2 separate regions of the Homo sapiens genome follow, and region 2 is linked to region 1. The links are chromatin loops, found by intact Hi-C in ENCODE. Cell type or tissue: heart right ventricle. All regions are shown on one strand. Links, peaks and the distances in the headings refer to the core of each region. The heading gives the core; the rest is flanking DNA.

The links. Peaks named below come from ENCODE experiments on the same cell type or tissue, not always from the same donor. Only the 100,000 strongest peaks of a DNase experiment are listed, where the experiment ranks them.
Region 2: a loop joins it to region 1, with 3 times the contacts of the local background. A loop is called at or near these places in 6 of 110 quality-filtered maps.

Annotation. Positions count from the first base shown.
Region 1 is chr17:73,648,614-73,651,528 of GRCh38, reverse strand. No RefSeq gene overlaps it. Among named protein-coding and RNA genes, the nearest start is that of SDK2, 5.6 kb to the right of the region's middle. In heart right ventricle, for the core only: a CTCF peak has its summit at 1,176 (motif pointing left); no DNase peak of the experiment used is centred there; H3K27me3 peaks cover 903 bases.
Region 2 is chr17:73,769,223-73,772,137 of GRCh38, reverse strand. The region is part of intron 2 of LINC00469 (long intergenic non-protein coding RNA 469); the gene reads left to right. Among named protein-coding and RNA genes, the nearest start is that of LINC02092, 16 kb to the left of the region's middle. RefSeq lists enhancers at 905-1,404, 1,405-1,906. In heart right ventricle, for the core only: no CTCF peak of the experiment used is centred there; a DNase peak (open chromatin) is centred at 1,447; H3K27ac peaks cover 1,777 bases.

The DNA of each region.
Region 1 (2,915 bases), core at 211-2,710:
TGCCTTTCAACTTATTTGGCTCTGCAAAGCCTTATTTCTTAGAAATTAATTTAATGTATGCGATTGTATATGTTGCAGATATTTGTCAAATACTGGGTTAATTTTTAGGGATTAGTGAGTGTTTGCTGTAAATCCAGATATCAGAAAACACACATTTGAGGTGTAAATAGCTTAATTTGCAGGGTCAACTGAAGTAAAGACACAGTAATAAAATTGAAAGGCTGTTCACACTTCATGTATATTTTCTCTCATTGTTTTGATTACATTGAACAAATATCATCGCTTGGTCTGATTTTGATTAAATACACAGGGACAAATAAGCAAAAGTTCTTGCCTTCAAGCTGCTTGTATTCTAGCAGGGGAAGGTAGGCAATAAATAAACAAGTAAAATCTATGATATATCAGATAGTGGTAAGAGTGCTAAAGGGGAAAAGGTAAGAAAGGGGGAGTAGGGAGAATGTCTGTATGTGTGCACTGCAGTGAGTGCATGTGTGTGTTGGTGAGTTGGCAGGGCTGACACACAGCAGGGCATGCTGGTGGAGAGGATCAGGCAGTAGCTTCTGTGATTGGTCAGTACCTCTGCTTTTCCAATGTTGACTATTTTGAACATCACGCAAGAGTGGGATTGCCCTTTCAAAGCAATTGACGGGGAGGTCTCACTGGCCGGGTACCTTCTAAACGCGGATGCAGCGAAGGTGGGGACGTTTGGAGGGAGGGCATTTCAGACACAGGGATCTCCAAGAGCAAAGTCCAGAGGCAGGTGTGGCTATAATCGGGCAAGGAGGTCCGCGAGGCTGGCCAGGAACATGCCCAATCAAAGGCACTCACCCTCTAAGTTGTGACACTTGGCTGTGTAGACTCTGAGAGGCAAATCCACTAGCTTGCTCTCGTACTAGGCAGATTAAATAAACATTGTTGAAGTTAGAGTTCATCACTCTGTGATTTCGAATGGCCCTAAATGATTCTAATTCTTTGTGCAATTCAAAGATCAATGTCCCAGCCACCCAGAGGCAGACTTCTCCCTGGTGTTTACATATCTTATAGTAGACACATTAAAGACATTCATGAGTAAAATGGGTGCTATTTTTCTTTCTGAAACTACCACAAAGTACACATTCTGACCCCACCAACCTCCTCCTTCCTGAGTCTTCCAGCAGCATGTTTATAGCACCCTCTCCTGTCTGGCAGTTGCACTGGGCTTCCACCAGACTTGGCTGAGCACACACCCTCACCTCCCCATGCTCTGCCCGTGGCTCAGAATAGCTAAACTGGCCCAGAGAGAGAAGATTCCCATTTCTTATGCACTCATGTCCTCCTCTAGCCTAGCCTACATTTAGCAGCTTTATTGTTTAAAAATAATGTCTCCTGTGGTCTCTTAACGTCTTTTTCTCTCCGGCTTGCATCTGGCTCCCAATCAGCAAGCTAGTGAGCATTTCTGCACCAGTATTGGTGGTTTGGGGATATTCTCTTCCATTTCTCCATGTCTCTTTTCCTCTTTTCCTGGAGAACTGGTGGGCACAAGCAGGGAAGAGCATAGAAGTTGGAACCTCAATCTGTTTAGGTCTGTGCCCAGCCAATCAAATCCCAGGGCTTGAAAGCCAGGAGTAGACCCCACAGTGGTTTTGACCTTAGCACAGAGAAGCTGAAGATACAGGCTTCCCCTAGCCCAACCCAGCCATGGACATGCATTGAGCACTTAGGCCCATTCCCATAAAGCAAATTTTAATGGGTAATTGAGGGTGGGGACGGAGCCTGGATTAGGATTGTGTCTAATCCCAAATTCAAATGTTGAAACCCTAACCCTCAATGTGATAGTATTAGGGGTGGGGTCTTTGGGAGGTGATTAGGTTTAGATGAGGCCTTAAGGATGGGGCTGCATGATGAGATTAGAGTCCTTGTAAGAAGAGAAAGAGACACACTGTCTCTCCCTCTCTCTCTCATTCTCTACCCTGATTCTCCCTCTTTCTTCCTCTCTCTCTCTCTTGCTCTCTCTCCTTCTGCCTCGTGCAGACCCAGCACACAGCAAGAAGGCGGCTGTCTACAAACCAGGAAGAGAGGACCTCTCACCAAGAACTGAATCAGCCAGCACCTTGATCTTGGTCTTCCCAGTCTCCAGAACTGAGAGAAATAAATGTCTGCTGTCAACAAAATTTAGCTCTGTACATTGGTAAAGATGGCATCAAAGCAGAAAAAAAAAATTAAGTGCATAGGGTGTAAATGAAACAAGAAGAGCCGCAAGCTGATGACTATTGAAATGGGCATAGATAAGTAGGGGGGTCTATGCCAACACTGTCCAAAATACGTCATGCGAACCATATGTGTCATTTTAAATTTCCCAGTAGTCATATTTTACAAGGTAAAAAGAAATAGGCTAATTCTTTTTTAAAATTATCTTTATTTAACTCAATAGCTGCAAACTATAATCATTTCAATGTGTGTCAGTAACCCAGTCTGAAGTGCTCTGTCTCACACATGGCTGGTGGTTATCATACTGAACAGCAGAATTCTATGCTAGACACTCTACTAGTATGCATGCTGAAAATGTTTTCCAGAATAAAAACAAAAAGTTGACAAACAAACCAAAATGCATGTTGCTTACACTGCCCAGTCTATGGTATTTTGTTATGTCAGCTGGAGCTGAGACAGGGACTCAGGGCTTCTCTCTCTCCGATTGAGATTAATAAACCACTTCTACCTCTTCCACTACTTCCCTTTCTCCACCTTCAACACAGAACAAAAAGGAAAAATGAATGCCATGAGGTATTTACTGGAAGCCCTTGTTTCAAGGCAGTGAGGTGTCTCAGTTCCCTGCAGGTAGTATAGATGGCTTTGCTGAAAGTCTCTACTCTGGGGGGCCCTGGCCCAGCCCCACCTACAGCAACCCTGAGAACAGCCTCACTCTGAGGAATGAGATG
Region 2 (2,915 bases), core at 329-2,828, 120 kb before region 1:
AGTGCTCGTTTTCTTTTCTGGGGTGGGTGGTCATGACATGAAAGAGGACGTACCAAAGGATGGGGTTCCCATTCAGTGGGAGGTTTCATGGTGTCATCCCTCCACCCATCACTCAAAAGGCCTAAGATCTGGGAGGCAAGATGAGGTCTTTGTAGATAGCACAGGCTGGGGTCTAGGTTTGGGAGCCCCTTGGTCATGACCTGGCTCCCATTCCCATACCCCTGTTGCTCCATCGAGAGCCCATAGATCAACCACCAAAGCTCCATTCAGGGTCTTGTAGATTTCGTTCCCTCATGGAGGATTTTAAAGGGAAGGAGGGCAGCTAGCAAGGCCAAGAGGCATGAGAAGCAGGGCCCCTGTGTTACCACCACACCAAAGCTTACCTGAGTGGAGCTTGGCAGCTCTGTTCCCCCTGATTCTCCCAGGCATCCTTCCAGAAGTCCTAAAGTCAAAATGCCAGAGATCTGGCCACGTGGGTTCCTGCTAGCTTGTCCCAGCCAGCACCCAAGAGACCACAGGGCATGATGAGTAGAGGGAGTGCCAGAGCAAACTCATTGGACTCAGGGTGAGCATCTCAGTAATTTCTTATTTATTGGCCTCCTCCAGTCCCACAATCACTGGTTCTGCTCAATATTTTATTCTTGTTGCACCTACTCAGGCGGCAGAGCTGCAGGCATTTTTGATAAATGGATTGAAAGGTTTGTCTACTTTTGCTGAAGCTTCCATAAGTGCCTCTGTATCCTCCACTGAAATTATATTTCCCAACTTCCTACAGTGATTTCTCTCCCCTCGTGACTCCTCTCTTCCTATTTGCTAGGTCTTGTGCACTCTGTCTCTCTCTTCTCCCCATCTCCTACAAACACATACACACACACACACACACACACTCATGCAGAGATGCCCATATCCATGAACTCACAAACTTAACTACCCCTATGACCACTCAGGGGAGCAATATACAAGGGACCAGAGAGTATATCTATCCATTGACAGGGACGCACATACAACAGCCATGCACACAGTACATCCCCTCAGGCACACGAATATAGATGCACACATGAGCTGTGGCTTGTGATTGAAATCTCCATGCTGCTCTTTCTAAGCTCATCCAGACTCAGACCCTGATGGCAGGCTGCAGAGACCACAGGTCCACCCTGAGCAAGGGAGGACACAGATGGGCAGACGCCAAGGAGAAGCATGGTGCCCCAGTGATCCCCGCTGGGGACCCCAGTGAGCCTTCGAAGAGCCCTGCCCCATCAGCGGGCTGACTCCCCCAGCCCTCCTCCAGCCCTCCTTCATCCTCACCCGCCTGCCTGGCCTCAGCAGCCCCAGTGGGCCAGCTGGAGGCTTTATCCCAGCCACATCTGAAACAGCTCAGGAGCTGTGCCTGGCCGCCAGCCGTTTCCATAAATAACTTGCTGGGCCTGGCTCCTTGCCCTCCTGGTGATGTCATTGGCCTTGGCCCAGATGATGAGGTCACAGGCTTCCCTTCCCTCGCCACTCCCTTGGGGTGGGATGGGGGAAGCATGAGACCTTCTTCACAGAGCCTGTCTGCCGAGAACCTGCCTGTCTGCGCCCCATCCTGTTCCAGCCCGGCCAGGCAGTGGATGTGGGTTCTCCACCATCTGGGACTGCCTGCATGGTGGTGCCAGATGGCAGCCTTCCCCCTCCTTGTCACCAGTTCCTGAACAGCCTCCCAACTTTTCCATCTCCCCACTGCCTTCTCCCCTTGTCATGATGTGATTTCCAGGGGACAGTGGACTTGGTGCCCGGATGGAGCTCCCCCTAGGTCCAAATCCTGGCTACCCCACCCACTAGCTGTGTGACTCCGGACAAGATGCTTCACCTCTCTGTGCCTCTGTTTTCTCATCTTTAAAATGGAGGCACTGATAGGACCTATCTCAAGGGTTGTCGTGAGGCTGACATGGGCTCATACCTATAAAACACAGTGCCTGGCGCATTAGTAGACAAATAAATTGATTCCATGATCACACTTCCCTGTGCCTGCGTGTGCTGGGGAGAGGGGAGGCTCTTGCTTTGTGCATTTTCAAATATGTGGCAGGCAGAGGCACCCGTGATCTCCTGTCTGTGGCTCTCACATCCCCCACAGTCACCAAAGATTCCATTTTCCCAACTTGGGCTCTCCCCATCGCCTCATTCTATTCCAGTGGTGGCCCCAGCTGATTCCCAGAATCATTGCTTTGGTCCTGGAAGTGGGAATGGCCAAGATGTGAGAGGGTCTTTGAGAGCTCCAAGGTGTTCTGAGGCCCCACAGCCACCCCACTCCACAATTACCTCCAATAGAAGAGAGCCAGACTCCCTCCCTGGCCAGCACTAAGGTCACCAACATGAACAGTATCAGACAACACAGAATGACCAGCCAGGAGCCCGTGGGCATTGGCTCCAGATGTGTGAGTTTGGAGAATGCCCTGCGGAGGCCATGGGGAGATGGCCGTCTCTGGACTGGAGAGTGGAGAAGTTTCACTGTGATTTCATCACTGTGCTGTTGGATATGACAGCCCTGAGCCACATGTGGCTATTGATCACTGGACACTGGGCTAGTGAGGTGCCTGAAGTGTGGGATACACACAGGACTTTTAGGACCCAGTATGAAAAAGAGATGGCAAGATATCTCATAAATAATTCTTTTATATTTATTATGCATGGAAATCATGGCATTTTTCATATATTGGGTTAAATGACGTATGCTATTGTGAGCAATCTCACCTGTTTCTTTTCACTTTTTTTTAATGTGGCTGCTGGAAAATGTAAGGCTACACGTGTGGGTTGCGGTGTCTTTCAATCAGGTAGCCCGGGCCTGTTCTCTCACTGAGTGCTAGAAAACATTCTTTGGCTCCCATCCCGAGGGTTCTGACTTGGTGAATGTGGTGTCTTCCGGAGCTTAGGGCTGCTGC